Regions from separate parts of the Mus musculus genome. Here region 1 is linked to region 2. Evidence: chromatin contacts called from ENCODE Hi-C data. All regions are on one chromosome and are shown on one strand. Each heading gives the region's core, a stretch centred on a gene start or an enhancer-like site at or near the end of the contact. The rest is flanking DNA. Distances are from core to core; before and after follow the strand shown. Region 1 holds the start of Barhl2 (BarH like homeobox 2). Region 2 holds the start of Nkx6-1 (NK6 homeobox 1).

Evidence for each region. Hi-C counts contacts between places; a loop is a spot of excess contacts on that map.
Region 1: a loop to region 2 is called in a map of left cerebral cortex, with 13 times the contacts of the local background. The contact joins the promoter of Barhl2 here to the promoter of Nkx6-1 in region 2. A Hi-C loop is called at or near these places in 6 of 37 maps with a recorded cell type or tissue (ES-E14, T-helper 1 cell and left cerebral cortex).

Annotation. Positions count from the first base shown.
Region 1 is chr5:106,456,852-106,459,551 of GRCm38, reverse strand. It overlaps Barhl2 (BarH like homeobox 2), which reads left to right and starts at 1,386. Exons shown (of 3, transcript NM_001005477.1): 1 at 1,386-2,326. The coding sequence starts at 1,711. It overlaps Gm33151 (a long non-coding RNA gene), which reads right to left and starts at 960. Exons shown (of 2, transcript XR_389476.3): 1 at 664-960; 2 at 1-109.
Region 2 is chr5:101,663,333-101,666,032 of GRCm38, reverse strand. Nkx6-1 (NK6 homeobox 1) reads left to right here and starts at 1,322. Exons shown (of 3, transcript NM_144955.2): 1 at 1,322-2,471. The coding sequence starts at 1,799.

The DNA.
Region 1 (2,700 bases), core at 137-2,636, 4.8 Mb before region 2:
CGTCCTGAAGAAAGAATGCAAGTTGATACCCTCCGACAAGGCGGCGTCACAGTCGCGTTCCAGGTCCCAAATGGATCGGCGGTGACTGTTTCCTTTCCAAAACCAAGGCCTGCCACAGTGGGGAGGGGATGGAAGCATTGGAGGGAGGAGCTGCGGGAGCTCAGGCTGCGGACCAGCCACCCAGTTCCCGCGGCCCCACAGCAGCCTGATGCCGCAGGGAACCACAGCTGCCCGCGCCGCTGGAGAACGCCTCGCCCGGGGTTTTTCCCGGTTCGGGAGAAAGTGCTTGGCCCGGCATTTCTTCCAGCACAGGCTCTGACTGGAGACAAAGCGGGATTTGGAGCCAAAGGCCCGATCCTTCCCGACAGGGGGGTCAAAGATGTAGCCCCCCAGCTCAGTGCCTCTCCTGGATCTGCTACCCGGTTGGACCGAGCTGGAGCGCACCGGCTCCTGTGGGGAGAGTAGAGCTCAGACGTTGCAGGCCCACGCGGAGCTCTGGCTCTGGTGTCACACACTTCCCCGTGGGGTCCCTCAGCACCTCTATCCCCTGCTCCTCGTGTTTCCGCTCTGCTCAAGCGTGCTTGGGAACCGTGCGAGCGGGGCTGCGCTGCAGGCCACCGGGAGCCGCAGGATCCTTTTGCCCTTCGCGGCCTCTCCACTCACCCTCCAATCTGACTTAGCACGGGCACATCTAACGATCCGTACTGCTTCCCCGCTTCCCGCCCGGGGGCTCCCTTCTCCAGTGCCCTTCTGGTCTCTCCCCATCTCCCTGGCCGGGTACTCGTTACAGTGGGTACCACTTGGACCCCTGGAGTAGGCGTTGGGCTCAGGGCTGCGGGCGCACCGAGGTTCGGTTCTCAAAAGAGCAGCGGGGTTCGAGGCGCGCTGCTGACGGGCTGGCCAGGAGCGCGCCCATTGGCTCCCGGCACGCCGGCGTCGCTGGCTGGCGCGCAGCGGCCAATGGGGCGCGGGGCCCGGGCGGCGGGGGCGCGGGCGGGGAGCGGCGGCGGGGGCCGTGACGTCACGGGAGGGGGTCGGCGCCGCCCGCGAGCCCGCGGATGACAAGCCAACGCGCGGGGCAGCGGCGGGAGTCGCCGGGCGCCGCCTGTCCGCGGTCTCCTGCGCCCGCGCTTGCTCCTTCGCTGCTTCTCCTCCTCCCGGGGCGGCGGCGGCCGCGTTCGCTCCGCAACTTTCCAACAAAGTTCAGAAACTCGGCTCCGGGACTGCCGGGTCACGCACGGCGGTCACCTCCGGGACCGCCCGGCCTTAGCGGTCGCTGCACCTGCTCCGGCCGCCGCCGCCGCCGCCCGGGATCGGGCAGTGGGCAGACCCAGGCGGCGGCGGTGGCGGTGCAGGTGGCGGCGGCGGGGTTGCTCCAGCGGCCAGCATCTTAGTCTCGGTGCTGCTCTCCGCTGCCACCGCCCACGTGCGCGGTGGTCCAGCGGAGCGGAGCACACCTTCCCGCTTGTGGCATTTGGGGGCTTTCCCCTCAAATTTTTTTCTCTTTACTTTTTGTATAAGGGGGAAAAGTTGAGTCGAAAGTGCCCACCAATTGTCACCTCCCATTATCCTTCATTCCCTCCCCACTTTTTTTTTTTTTTAAAGCAGTGTCAACGCTTTTTAGTGTCTATTTTGTTTTACGATCGGTAGTTTCCCTTGCTTGGTCCCGGCGGCGGCTGATCCGCGGAGTAGCGTGGACCTCATGTAGAAATGACAGCAATGGAAGGGGCCAGCGGGTCGAGTTTTGGAATAGACACTATTTTGTCCGGTGCCGGTTCCGGGAGCCCCGGCATGATGAACGGGGATTTCCGATCGCTCGGTGAAGCGAGGACAACGGATTTTAGGAGCCAGGCCACCCCGTCACCCTGTTCGGAGATTGATACCGTGGGAACGGCGCCCTCTTCACCGATCTCGGTCACCCTGGAACCCCCGGAGCCGCATCTTGTGACAGACGGACCCCAGCATCACCATCACCTCCACCACAGCCAACAGCCGCCGCCACCATCCGCGGTCCCCGCGCAAAGTTTGCAGCCTTCGCCCCAACAGCAACCGCCGCCGCAGCCGCAGTCAGCAGCCCAGCAGCTGGGCTCGGCCGCCGCGGCCCCCAGGACTTCCACCTCTTCCTTTTTAATTAAGGACATCTTGGGAGACAGCAAACCCCTGGCGGCTTGTGCACCCTACAGCACCAGCGTTTCTTCTCCTCATCACACCCCGAAGCAGGAGAGCAACGCGGCACACGAGAGCTTCAGGCCAAAGCTTGAGCAGGAGGACGGCAAAACCAAGCTGGACAAGAGAGAAGACCCCCAGAGCGACATCAAATGCCACGGTGAGTTGCGCCGGAGCTGCCCGGGTCACTTGAGTGACCGCCGAAGGAGAGGGGCCTAGGCGTGCGATTTAGCGACGCACCTTAAGTTCTGTTGGTTACATTTCTGCCCCACAACCTTTGCGGCCATCCGGCTCCGTTCTTTGTTTTACTTAATTTTAAATGTGCTGGAGGAAGGTGGTAACTGAAGAGATAGGATGGGAGACACTTTTCGTTGAAAACAGAGGCTTACTTGGGATTTTTTTTTTTTCTTCTTTTAGCTGAGACCTTGGGAATGGGAGTGGGAAGGGGTGGAGAGAAGCTGGTAGCCAGTTGTGGTTGTCTAGGTCTGTGATCACAACTTGATGTTTATTTTTGAATGCAATACCACCCCAGTA
Region 2 (2,700 bases), core at 73-2,572:
GAGTACTGAGCCCCCTCATAAGTGATAATGATCTAGGGAGTGGGAGAGCGAAGACAAGAACGGAGAAAGAACAGAAAAGAGCAGGAGACGGAAAGATGGTGAAGGGTGACCCTTAGGCCTGCGAGGGGTTTAAAAACATCTACGGGCTTAAGGAACAACAAATCAATTTACACGATTCTGGAAGAGCCCAGAGGGCCTTTAATTAATCCCTTCAAAAGAAGGAAGTCGGCCTGGGATATGCCTCCTGCCTGCTCCATTAGCTCCCTTTTCGCAAGGGTCCAGACACCGTTGGAGGTGGGCGCCGCGCGCGAGCTGGGGGAGGATGACGCGAGCTGGCGTGGGCGGAAGAGCCGCACTTAAACTGCTTTTCCATAGAAGGGCTGGATTTTCATTATTCCTCTCTTTAAAAAGTAATGCCCTCTTCGTCCCTGCTCCCTCCTTCTCCTTTCCATTTTATTTTGCACGATTAGTTGAGCCGGCCGCTGGCTCTAGACTGGAACCACTCTTTTCGCCAGGCCCCTCCCCTCTTGGCTCCGCCCAAGTGAAGCTGGGGCGGGGACTAGGAGGGCGCGTCCTTATGGCTCCCTAGTCTCAGCCAATCAAAAGGTGTGGCGCTCCCAGGTGGGCGTGTTCTAGGAGCGACGCCTTGCCCAAGCTGAGCGCTATTGGAGGCGGTGTTTACGCCCAGGACCCGGGCCCCGCTCCTCAGTCCCGCCCCGCCGAGCCGCCCCGGAATGACGTCCTCGAAAGTTCTCATTTTGGCCCCCCACCTCCCCTCCCTTGCGTCCCCCAGCTAAAGAGAGGCAGGGAGGGGTGCAAATATTTTATTACCTTTGAGAGCTTCATCCGAACTGTCAGGCCCAGAGGGAGAGAGGAGAGAAGGGAAGAGCCGCCGAGAGGGTCAGTTTGGCCAGAGGACAGGGCTTGGAAGAGCCAAGCCTGGAAAGCCAAGGAGAAATGCCAGAGAGGCAAGAGAAAGGCGGAGAGTGAGAGGAAGAGAGGGCGCCAGGGGGTGGGACGGGGGGGGGTCTCCCGGCCGGCTTGCAGAAGAGGACGGACGATCGGAACCGGCCCGTCAGACTTTTTCCATACTTAGGTTTATTTTCTTTTATCCTTTTCGATCCGGCTAGTCCGGCGCCGCGTGGCTCGGAGGGGAAGTAGGCTCGTGGGCGCACCAAGTCCCCAGCCGCCGGAGCGGTGTCACTGACTGCCCTTTCTGGCGCAGTAACGCCGGGCCCGAGGCAGTGGCGGGCGCGATACCCGCGCCGGCCGTTTGTGCTCTGTCCCCCGGGCGAGCGGTGAGTGCGACTCAGCAGCGCGGCCGCCGGGAGAGCGGAGCGTCCGAGCGAGATCAGAGGCGCGCACCGGGCGGAACGCCGCCCGCTTTGAAGCTCCCCCAGGCGAGCGAGCCGGCCCCCGCCCTCCTACATCAAAGCGAACGCTCCGCGCCTCCCAACCTTGTTGCAAACTCTCTGGGTCGGCTGCGGGGTACGTCTTGCTGATTTCCCGCGGGGGTGGAGAAGATGAGAAGCAGAGCGCTCTGAGCCGGGAACGAGGGACCAGCGCCTGGGATCGAATCCGGGACTCCCGAAGCCGAGGAAGCGCTGAGCCCGCCCGCGCCCCCGCAGCCCTCGCCCCTGCCGCCTCCCGCGGGGCGTTTGGACATTTTTGCTGCGCAGCTCCCGGAGCCCGCGGCCGATCCACACTTCGCTTGCGCGCGCCCCCGGCACCTCGGGTTCTCCCGAGCCCCGGCGGGGCCACCGACCTGCGTGGCTGCGGGTTCGGGTCTGGCTGTGGGATGTTAGCTGTGGGGGCGATGGAGGGCCCTCGGCAGAGCGCGTTCCTGCTCAGCAGCCCGCCCCTGGCCGCCCTGCACAGTATGGCCGAGATGAAGACCCCGCTCTACCCCGCCGCTTATCCCCCGCTGCCCACCGGGCCCCCCTCCTCCTCGTCCTCGTCCTCCTCGTCCTCGTCGCCCTCCCCACCTTTGGGCTCACATAACCCGGGCGGCTTGAAGCCCCCGGCCGCGGGGGGCCTCTCGTCCCTGGGCAGTCCCCCGCAGCAGCTTTCGGCGGCCACCCCACACGGCATCAACGACATCCTGAGCCGGCCCTCTATGCCGGTGGCCTCGGGGGCCGCCCTGCCCTCCGCCTCGCCCTCCGGGTCTTCCTCCTCCTCCTCCTCGTCCGCCTCCGCCACCTCGGCCTCTGCGGCGGCCGCCGCCGCCGCTGCTGCTGCCGCCGCTGCCGCCTCGTCGCCCGCTGGGCTGCTGGCCGGCCTGCCCCGCTTCAGCAGCCTGAGCCCTCCGCCACCGCCGCCCGGGCTCTACTTTAGCCCCAGCGCCGCGGCTGTGGCCGCCGTGGGCCGGTACCCCAAGCCCCTGGCCGAGCTGCCCGGTCGGACGCCCATCTTCTGGCCCGGAGTGATGCAGAGTCCGCCGTGGAGGGACGCGCGCCTTGCCTGTACCCCCCGTGAGTACTATGGGAGGGGAGGGTGGGTCCCTGCCTTCTAAGTCTGCTCTCGGGTCGTGAAGCACACAGTGCCCCTGCGGGCGGTCAGTCTCCTGGCCGCCACACTAGTTTGGAAGTTCCGGGACAGCACGCCGTTGGCTGGGCCCCTGCAGGCGAGCGAGGGACTCGCGCTTTCCTGGGCTCGCCGAGGCTCATGCAGGCCTGGGCTCCACCAACGAGAATGCGTCTG